Linked DNA regions of Homo sapiens: region 2 is linked to region 1. A link is a loop called in an ENCODE intact Hi-C map of the cell type or tissue named here. Cell type or tissue: mammary epithelial cell. All regions are shown on one strand. Each heading gives the region's core, and the rest is flanking DNA. Links, peaks and the distances in the headings are about the cores only.

Evidence for each region. Peaks named below come from ENCODE experiments on the same cell type or tissue, not always from the same donor. Only the 100,000 strongest peaks of a DNase experiment are listed, where the experiment ranks them.
Region 2: a loop joins it to region 1, with 11 times the contacts of the local background. A loop is called at or near these places in 3 of 110 quality-filtered maps.

Annotation. Positions count from the first base shown.
Region 1 is chr10:122,110,624-122,115,992 of GRCh38, forward strand. The region is part of intron 5 of TACC2 (transforming acidic coiled-coil containing protein 2); the gene reads left to right. Among named protein-coding and RNA genes, the nearest start is that of TACC2, 120 kb to the left of the region's middle. In mammary epithelial cell, for the core only: CTCF peaks have their summits at 2,162 and 2,780; DNase peaks (open chromatin) are centred at 2,198 and 2,768; H3K4me3 peaks cover 1,675 bases; H3K27ac peaks cover 2,170 bases.
Region 2 is chr10:122,027,754-122,033,122 of GRCh38, forward strand. The region is part of intron 2 of TACC2 (transforming acidic coiled-coil containing protein 2); the gene reads left to right. Among named protein-coding and RNA genes, the nearest start is that of TACC2, 41 kb to the left of the region's middle. In mammary epithelial cell, for the core only: a CTCF peak has its summit at 2,283; no DNase peak of the experiment used is centred there.

The DNA of each region.
Region 1 (5,369 bases), core at 233-5,232:
AGCCTTCCTCGACCAGAGTGGTTCTCCTGCAGTGAATGACCTTAGACTCTGGAGATGTGAATGAAATCCTAGCTATCTTCTTAAAATCCTTCAAAGAAGGGATTAAGTCACAGTAATAACCAGGTACCTACTGCATTAGTTTCCTGTGATTGCCATAATAAATTACCACAAAACTAGTAATTTTGGCTTAAGACAACACAAATTTATTTTACTAGGAGCTGTGTAGGTGAAATGTCTAACATGGGTCTCACTGAGGTAAAATCAAGGTTTCGGTAGTGTTGTGTTCCTTTCTGGAAGCCCTCGAGGAAAAATCCACATTCGTGCTTTTTCCAGCTTCTAGAAGCCACTCACATTCCCTGGCTCGTGGTCCCTTCCTTCATCTTCAAAGTCAGCATCTTCTAATCTCTCGCTCACTGTGCTTCCATAGCCACATCTCTTTCTCTGACTCTCTTCTTCCTCCTCCTTCCAATTAAAGGACCTTCATGATGACATTGGGTCCACCTGGATACTCCAGGATAGCCTCCCTACTTTAAAGTCAGGTGATTAGCAACTTTAATTCCATCTACAACCTTCATTCCCCTTGTCATGTAACTTAACATATTCACAACTCCAGGGATGAAGATGTGGCCATCTTGCCGGGGCCTTCCTTTTGCCAACCATACAGACCTACCAGTAGATTTCGAAACAGAGTGGCACCTTCCTCTGTCTTGAAGGATGTGCATCTGTCAACTGGGAGGGGCTGTTTCACATGAACGGGATGGCACCTCAAGTTCATCTTAGCTCGTTGCCCAGTTGAGGTGCTGGAGCTTACATGGTGGTGAGTGGTGTATGTTTTTACCACAAATGGATATGACCCACAGGGCACAAGAACCTTTTGTTTTTGTTTGAGACGGAGTCTCGCTCTGTCGCCAGGCTGGAGTGCGGTGGTGCAACCTCGGCTCACTGCAACCTCCGACTCCCTGGTTTAAGCTATTCTCCTGCCTCAGCCTCCCGAGTAGCTGGGATTACAGGCACACACCATCATGCCCAGCTATTTTTTTTTTTGTATTTTTAGTAGAGACGGGGTTTCACCATGTTGGCCAGGATGGTCTCAATCTCCTGACCTCGTGATCTGTCCACCTCGGCCTCCCAAAGTGCTGGGATTATAGGGCACAAGAACCTTGAAGACTGGGCATTTCCATTCTCTCTTCACCGACAGCAGATGGTATACATTTAAACTAGCCTATTTGGGTCTCAGTTATCATACTTGTAAAATGGACACATTAATACGATACGAGGAAACCTGTGATAAGCATGTGAACAAGGAATCTATTTAAGTTTCCATAAAAAATGTGACTCTTAGAAGCACTGCGTTATTTAAAAAACAATATTTTCGCAGAAGGCAGTAACAGTCTATTTCTTTATTCTACAGAGAATCCTCATTAGGGGCTCGTAAGATCTGTTTCTTTAAGAGGAGGAAAGGAAGTGCTGAGTAATTTCTGAGTCTCATGCCCTTTGGTCCCTGAGTATATAATCTATAGCAGTGCTTTCTGTGACACTAAAAATGGGAAGCCTGCTGTCTATATATAGTCACGGGCTCTTCATGATTGGGGCCTAGCTGCAGAAATTTCTAGAGAAAAGGTGATATGCCATGGTGTTGGCAGGTAAGCACCACTTCTGGGTGTGAGGTCCATGTCAGTGAAGGAGTTAGTTAGGCCCTTAAAGGAAAACAGACCTCACATGCCAATAGATACATAACTCCTAGAAATATGGCAGCTGGAATTGGTTTGGATTTAGCCTCTGCCGACTTCAGAGTGTGCAACAGCCAAATAGAACGCACGTCAAGTTTTGCAAACTGTCCAGCACAGCCCGCGCTGTTTCTGTGGTTAAGCGCCATTAATACCACACAGGTGAAGAAAAAAGGGCCGGAATTTGGCTCCAGGAACAAGCGAGGCACCATTTCACCCCCAGCTTCTTTCTGAGGCTCCTGGGTAGCCTCAGGCGGGCAACGGCCCCGCAGAGGAAGCGCGGGCCGCCTGGCCGGTACTTGACCTTCCCAGTCCGTTCTCACGCCACAGCCTTCCCGGCGTTGCCATGCGTAGTGGGAAGGCCGTGGACAAACTAAGAACAGTAACAAGTTGTCATGACTCAGAGACTCCTGGAAGTCTGCAGCGCCTCCAGGAGCAGCGGCCGGGCTGTGCGTCCATCGGTCCGTGCGTCTCTCGCCTGCCGCTCTGCGGCCGCGGGCCCCTCGGTGCGTCTGGGCGCGCCCGGCCCCGCGCATTCCTGGCCGGGGAGGAGAGCGCGGCGGGCGCCCTGCGCGAGCAGCTGGCCGAGCGCTGCCCCGGGTCGGAGAGCCCAGAGCTGGGGGAGGAGCCTGGCCCGGCAGCCGCCGCTCGCCCAGTCATTGGCCTTTTGTGCTGCAACTTTTCCCGAGCCTTTCGGGGAGCCACGCCGGCCCTGCGCCGTTGTCCCGGGAAACTTTGCGTCCCAGGGCCGCACCGGACCGTGGTGACCCCACGCGCCGCGCCGCCACCGGGCTCGGAAAACCCAGCGCCCCCGGGCTCTTTGGCAGTTGCGACTCCGAACGAAGGCGGCTCCGTGCGGGCCATCCCCTATCTCCCCGGGCGGGTAAGTGCCGGGGCCACGGGCGGGCGGCCGGGGTCAGAAGATGGGCGCCCGAAGGACCTTGGCCCCCAGACAAAGGCGTACTGGAAGTGGCCAAAGCTCATTTCGGCTTTCCCCGGCAGGGACTGGCCGAGGGTGGAAAAGTGGCTAACTGCACATTCGGTCCCCTGCTGGCAGAGGAGTGTGGCTGCGGGGAAACCGCGGGCCCCAGAGTGTCTGCCCAGGAGCCTGGTTCCCTTGAGTGGGAGCGCGGGGGTCAAAGCCCGTGGTTCGGGGCGCGCGCCAGTGGCTGGGATTCCCGCTCGCGGTTGGGGTCCCCGCGCGTGGTTGTGGTTGGCGCCCGTGACCAGGCTCCCTGCCAGGGTTGGGGTCCCGCCCTTGGGGGCCTCCGCGCCTTCCCACCGGGCTCTTTCCCAGCTCGTGTGGTCCTACTGGGTCGCGTGGGGGCATCCCCGGCGGGCCACGACGGCGCGTGGACTAGCCATAAAACTCTGCGCTGGATTTCCTCCGAGTTTGGGACTTTTAAATTCTCGAATAGTTACGTCAGCAGGGCCGAGCGCACTTCGGGGATCCGGCGCAACACGTGACCCGCCCGAGCGTCCCCTCCGCGTCCTTGGCTCCCGCCGCAGAGTGCGCCTCTGCCTCGGGGTGTCCTCGAAATCCAGTGTCGGGGCGCTGGGATTTGCTGCCCAGGCTCCGAGCGCCGAATACACCACGCTGTGGCCAGGTGTCCTCTTCAATCCTGGTCTTTTCTTAAAATGGCTTCATCATCATCACTGTTACTGTTGTTGCTATCTTCAGGCTCTGTCAAATGCTGGGACAGGAGAATGTGATAGCGGGTTGAAATACAGCTGAAATAGACATTGTGGAGGGGAAATGGAAGCGGGGCCTAAGGAGGGGCGGCTGGAGAGGATGGGGGGCCCTCGTGTCACAGGACGTGGGACATTGAGGATCCTAGGGCAGTTTCCTGTGCTATGCCAGAGGAAGGTGCGGCTCTGTTACCGGAGAGAACTCTCCCCATTCTTACTTCTCTGATTCCTTATTGAGGCCACATTTTAAAAGCCGTTTCCATGATATCTGGAAATGACTTTTTTTCCGGGACTGTGACGTGAGGCAGTGTTTGGTCTGTGAGATGCACGTGCAGATTAACAGTTGAATCTTAAGCAGTGTTTTTAGGGTTGACAGTTGATGGAACTTAGAGGAAGGGTTTTGTTGAAAATTGCACAGTGAGTTCCCTCCCGGAGCAGCTGGCTTTCCCTTCTCAGGCCAGGCGGGAGGGCCTCCTGAGAATGGGACCAGTTGAGCCAGGCGGGTGAGTGGATTCCCACGGGGCTCTTTCTCACAGGCTCTGCCTGGGACTAATTCTCCGGGAAGGAAATCGGAGCAGCAAATAGGCCAGCAGCCACCCTCCTTGTGCAAATGCCACAGCAACTCAGCTACCCAGAGTCACTAGTCTCTCATCAAAAGTTACATCCCAAGCCTCAGAAGTGTGATCATGGAATATGACCTGCTTGTATTATAGTTATTCATATACCGGTGTTATGGAACTGCCTTATGGAAATCTTCAGGTCAAATGCTGCCGCCTCTGTGGAACCTAGACAGGATTAGCCCCTTGTCTCTCCGTTCCAGCCGTCCTCTTTTCTCTCTTAAAAAAATAATGTTCAAGAAACGTGCTTGAACATTTAAAATATTTTAGCAAGAAGGAAAGTTAAAGATCAAGGTTTCGTTTTACAGATACGAAAAGAGAGACTCAAAGAAGTCCAGGGTCTTGGCCAGGGCCACACATCAAGGTAGGACTCCAACCCCAGACCGCAGACACTTGCCCTGGTGTTCTCTGCGCCAAGTCCTGCGGCCTCGTTGGTTTTATTCGGCTTTGTATCCTGGTTATTTGTGTTTGATGCTTTTATGGAGACAGACACTGCTTGAGGAAGGATATGTCTGGTTCACAATGCCACGCCACAAGAGTAACACAGAGCCTGGGAGGTAGATGGTGGTTGAATTGAATGACACAGCCCCCACCTTCAAGGAGGTAGGTAGGTGAGTGTGTGTGTGTGTGTGTGTGTGTGTGTGTGTGTGTGTGTGTGTGTGTGAGATACCTGAGCATGCACATATGGGGCAGGCTTTGTGGTGAAGGATAATGCCCCAGGAGGGGATGTCTGGAAATGTGGGAGGATATTTTTGGTTGTTCCAGTGACTAGGGAGGGAACTGCTATTAGGAGGATATTTTTGGTTGTCCCAGTGACTGGGGAGGATGCTATTGGCGTCTAGTGGGGGAGGGCTAGGGTCACTCTCATGTGAGAGTCCTGCACAGCAGAGAATTGCCTCACCCCAATGCCAATAGCATCTCAATAGAGGATGCTGCCAGGCTTTGAGGAATCATGAGAGACAGTTCTAATTGGGAGGATGAAAGAAAGGGTCTCTGGGCTTGCCCAGCTCTGGGCTGTAAGCGTAGATGAGACTGGAAGAGAATGAGGGCTTGATGGGGAGCACCTGTGTGTGTGTATGTGCATATGTGTACATGCATGTGTGGGTGTATTTTTTTTTTTCAGGACTTGGTTCCATAGCCAAAAGCGAAGCGTTCTTGGATTTACTGTAGCTGGGGTTTAGCAGGTCCTTGCAACTTTTGCACAGATGATCAGGAGGTGGTTTAGGAAGCTGGCAATAAAATCAGTAACTAGTGCTGGCTAGAGGAGCATAGAGATGGCTGCAGGGCTGGGTGCCCTCATTTATCCCCTTGTGACCAAGGTCTGTGAAATCCATTT
Region 2 (5,369 bases), core at 310-5,309, 83 kb before region 1:
TTTTTTTTTTGACAGAGTCTCACTCTGTTGCCCAGGCTGGAGTGCAATGGAGTGATCTCGGCTCACTGCAAGCTCCGCCTACCAGGTTCACGCCATTCTCCTGCCTCAGCCTCCCGAGTAGCTGGGACTACAGGCGCCTGTCACCATGCCCAGCTAATTTTTTGTATTTTTAGTAGAGACGGGGTTTCACCGTGTTAGCCAGGTTGGTCTCGATCTCCTGACCTTGTGATCTGCCCTCCTCGGCCTCCCAAAGTGCTAGGATTACAGGCGTGAGCCACTGCGCCTGGCCCATTGTTTTCTTTTCTTTTTTTCTTTTTTCTTTCTTTCTTTCTTTTTTTTTTTTTTTTTTTTTGAGATGGAGTCTCACTCTGTCACCCAGACTGGAGTGCAGTGGTGTGATATCTCAGCTCACTGCAACCTCCAGTTCCTGGGTTCAAGCGATTCTCCTGCCTCAGCCTCCTGGATAGCTGGGATTACAGGTGCATGCCACCATGCCCGGCTAATTTTTGTACTTTTAGTAGAGACAGAGTTTCACTATGTTGGCCAGGCTGGTCTCAAACTCCTGACCTCAGGTGATCAGCCTGTCTCGGCCTCCCAAAGTGTTGGGATTACAGGCGTGAGCCACCACACCAAGCCTATTTTATTTTTCATTATCATTTTTTGTAATCTTCAACATATAGATCCAGCATATATTTTATGATGTTTATACCTAAGTATTATGTTTTCTTTGGAGTGACCGTAAATGGTGTCATGTTTTTAAATTTGCTATTCATGTGTTCATTATTAATGTATTGATTTTTGCATGCTGATTTTGTATCCTGTGACCTTGCTGAACTCACTTATTAGTTCCAAGAAGTTTGTTTGTTTTTGTAGATTTCTTGGGATTTTTCTATGTATGTAATCACGTTATTTGCAAATAGGGGCTGTTTTATTTATTTATTCTTTTCCCATCCTGTATACCCTTCCTTCCTTCCTTCCTTCCCCCTCCCCTCTCCTCCCTTCCCCTTCTGTTCCCTTCCCTTGCCTCCGCTCCCCTCCCCTCCCCTCCTCTCCCCTCCCCTTCTGTTCCCTTCCCTTCCCTCCGCTCCCCTCCCCTCCCCTCCTCTCCCCTCCCCTTCCCTTCCCTTCCCTCCGCTCCCCTCCCCTCCTCTCCCCTCCCCTTCCCTTCCCTTCCCTCCCCTCGCCTTCCCTTCCCTTCCCTTCCCTTCCCTTCCCTTCCCTCCCCTCCCCTCCCCTCCCCTCCCCTCCCCTCCCCTCCCCTTCCCTTCCCGTCTTTCTTCTTTATTACAGTGGCTGGGACTTTCAGTCCTGTGTTAAACAAGAGCGGTGAGAGGGGACATTTTTCCCTGGTTCCTAGTCTGAGGAGGAAAGCATTCAGTCTTTCACTGTTAAGTAAGATATTAGCTGTAATTTTGTTGTTAAACATAATGCTTGTAATCAAGTTGAGGAAGTTCTCTATTCCTAGTTTGCTGTGGGTTTTTATCATGAATGAGTGTTCGGTTTTGTCAGATGCCGTCTCTGCATCAATCGATGTAATTGTATGATCTTTCTTCTTTGGCCTGTTGATATATTGAACTACACTGATTGATTTTCAAATGTTGAACCAGCCTGGTATAATTATTTTTACACATTGTTGGATTCAATTTGCTAACACTTTGTTGAAGACTTTTGTATCTAAATTCGTAAGAAATATTGCTCTGTAGTTTTCTTTTATGTCTGGTTTTTGTATCAGGGTAATAGTAGCCTCACAAAATGAGTTGGGAAGTGCTTGCTCCTGTTCTGTTTTCTAGAAGAGATTGTGTAAAGAAATCTTACATTTTAAAAAAATGTTGGCAACTAATTTCAATTATTTTTAAGCACTCTATGGGCCAAACGAATGTGCCTGCTGGCTGGGGTTGGCTTCGGGCACGCCTCCCAGTAATTTCCACTTAAAGGAATGTTCTGTCTTGTGTTTTAGAGTTGAGAAGGGCATAGCTATCGGGTGAGCGCCCTCAATGTGCACAGTATGGGCCACTAGGCATATTTTGGCCTTTAGTCCTGCTCATTAACAAACCAAGCAGCTCAGGTTCAACCCCTTCTTTGGGGTCTTAGGGATGCTTTTGGACCTCAAGCTCCCTGCAGGCCCCACTACTGGCTGCAAACAAGATAGAGCGGTGGGCAGGGGGTGGGGAGGGTGGGAGGTGTGTGATTTTGTGCTTCAGGGGACATTTAGCAATGTCTCAGGACAGTTTTTGTTGTCACAACTCAGAGATGGGGTGCCACTGGCATCTGGTAGGTAGAGGTCAGTGTTGCTGCAGAGTATTCTACAATGCACAGAACAGTCCCCCACAATAAAGAATTATCCAGCACAAAATGTCAACAGCGCTGAGGTTGAGAAACCCTAGAATACAAGAACATTTGGCTTAACTGCTTTAACAGAATGCCTAGCGGAGGTGGGTAAACTTCTTTAACCTGAGATGAATTTCTACCTGAATATAGGCAACGTTGAAAATGGGTTACATTTTTCTCCCCATTACTTTCACGAAATCCCACTGTCCAGAATTGAATGTACACTGTTTACTTAGCAGAGACTCATAGAAATGGAATTGCAGTGTCAAACGAAGGGTTAGTACTTTCAAAAGGCACTTGCTGTATACATTGTCAAAATGCCTTCCAGAACAGTGATGTCGACTTCTCTCACCAGGGCATGAAAGCCTGTGTCACTGCATCCTTGCAGGCGACGGATGTTCTAATGCTACATATGTTTACTAGTTAGGAAGGTAAAAATGCTGGTGTGGGGGTTCAATACCCGCATCCCACTCCAACTGTTCCTCATTTCTCACCTCCTACCAGCTCCTGACTCCATCTCCCCTCCTCAGTCTTCATTCTCCTTGAGTGAGCAGATGTTTTTCTAGCTCTGCAAGTTTTCACTTCTCCAACCTCAGCCAGACATGACCCAGTCTGGCAGAGGTCTGGGTCATGTCTGGCTGAGGTTGGAGAAGTGGGGTTGCCTTTAGGATTCCAGGACCAGACGAGGTCTGCCTTTGGTAGAGAAACAAGTAGGAATGAAGCATGGGTGTGTCTGGCTGTGGGACTCAGGGCTCTCCCAGGGAATTGGGGCTCCAGACCCATCTGTACCTGGTGACCCAGAGCCACCGCGAGTCCCTCCAACCCAAACTCAGCTTCTGCCTCCATAATGCTCAGCCTCCTGTGATCCCCCTCTTGGGTACCATGATCTACCTGGCCATCCAAGACAGAAATCTGCGGGTCAGCCCTGACTCCACCTACTTCCACCCCCCCATCTGATAAATCACACTATGTTTAATTAATTAATTGATGAATGGCCTGGCCATTTAGCCTTCCAAATTTCCAGCTAATTAGAACTTTTTTTAAGGTTGTAAGAGACAGAAGCCCATCTTCGGTGACCATAAGCAGAGAAAGGGATCATTGGCTTATAGAATTGAGACACCCACAGAGAGGGTCTGGCTGCAATAGTGGCTGAGTCCAGAGATTCAAAAGATGGCTCTGGGGATCCCTCTCACTGGATTGCGCTCTACTTTCCTTTGTGATTCCCCAGTGTCCAGGGAGGTGCCCCCAGCCTGGTGGAAAAGATGCCCTTGGCAGGTCCAGCCTTCCATGCTTCTTCCGGCCAATGGTCTAGCCTCTTTTTTTTTTTTTTTTTTTTTTTTTGAGATGGAGTCTCGCTCTGTCACCCAGGCTGGAGTGCAGTGGCACAATCTCGGCTCACTGCAACCTCCACCTTCTGGGTTCATGCCATTCTCCTGCCTCAGCCTCCCGAGTAGCTGGGACTATAGGCGCCCACCACTGCGCCCGGCTAATTTTTGCATTTTTAGTAGAGATGGGGTTTCACCGTGTTAGCCAGGTTGGTCTCGATCTCCTGACCTTGTGATCCACCCGCCTTGGCCTCCCAAAGTGCTGGGATTACAGGCGTGAGCCACCACGCCTGGCCCAGCCTCCTTTTTCTTTTTCGAGACAGAGTCTCACTCTGTCACCTAGCGTGGAGTGCAGTGGCACAATCTTGGCTCACTGCAACCACCGCCTCCCAGGTTCAGGTGATTCTCCTGCCTCAGCCTCCCGAGTAGCTGGGATTACAGGTGTGTGCCGCCACACCTGGCTAATTTTTGTACTTTTTTTAGTAGAGATGCGGTCTCACTATGTTGGCCAAGCTGGTCTTGAATTCCTGACCTCAGGTGATCCTCCCACCTCAGCCTCCCAAAGTGCTGGGATTACAGGCATGAGCCACCGTGCCTGGCCTCAGCCTTCTGATCAGACCCCATAAGGAATCTGAGCGACCCTGATTGTGTCATGTACCCTCTCTGAAGTCAATTGCTGTGCCCAGAATATGGGACACTCTGATAGCCATGTGAGTCATGCACCCGCCTCAACAGGGCCAAGATGGGCCCAGCTGTATACCAGCCCCTTCAATATCACTTGAAGCAGTTTCTCAAAGGACGTAAAGGCAGCACGTATCTATGACATGGTCTTTTCTAACAGTTTTTCTGCTCCCCATCCCTGCTGTCACAACTCTACCCTCTCACACCTGGATCACTGGGAACACCTCCAAACTGCTATCTCTGTCCCAGTGAGCACACTCCCCGTCGCACCCAGGCCCCTAGCACCTCAGGAGACTCTTGACTGTGAGTGCACTTGGAGGTCCCTGAATCCTGCTTGCTAGGGAACGTTTGGAAGGAAAGATGCAAGTCTGAAGAAACCTCCTGTTCACAGATTAAAGACCAGGCATTGAGGAGCAGCTGTGTCACTAGGGCAAAGGGTAAGGGACAGGCCTGCCCAGTCCTGGCCCTTGTGTACTTCATACACCTTCGGGCTTCTGGTTCCTCTTCTCTCTCTCTGTTGTCTCATTTCTGGGACACCATGGGCAGCATGGGTGCATGCCTCATGGATTTGGCCTGGGAGTAAAAACCATGGCCAGGCACGGTGGCTCACGCCTGCAATCCCAGCACTTTGGGAGACCGAGGTGGGTGATCACCTGAGGTCAGGAGTTCAAAACCTTCCTGGCCAACATGGTGAAACCCCATCTCTACTAAAAATACAAAAATTAGCCGGGCGTGGTGGCATGCACCTGTAATCCCAGCAACTTGGGAGGCTGAGATAGGAGAATCGCTTGAACCTGGCAGGCGCAGTTTGTAGTGAGCTGAGACTGCACCACTGCAGTCCAGCCTGGGCAGACACAGCAAGACTCTGTCTCAACAAAACAACAAAACAACAACAACAACAACAACAACAACAAAAACAAAAAAACCCCACAAAAACACCAAAGATTGTCCATCTGGTCCTGTTCCCTGCGACCTGTCCTAACGGTGAGATCCCTTTGCATTTCAGCAGGAGGACTCCGTCTTGCATAACGTCAT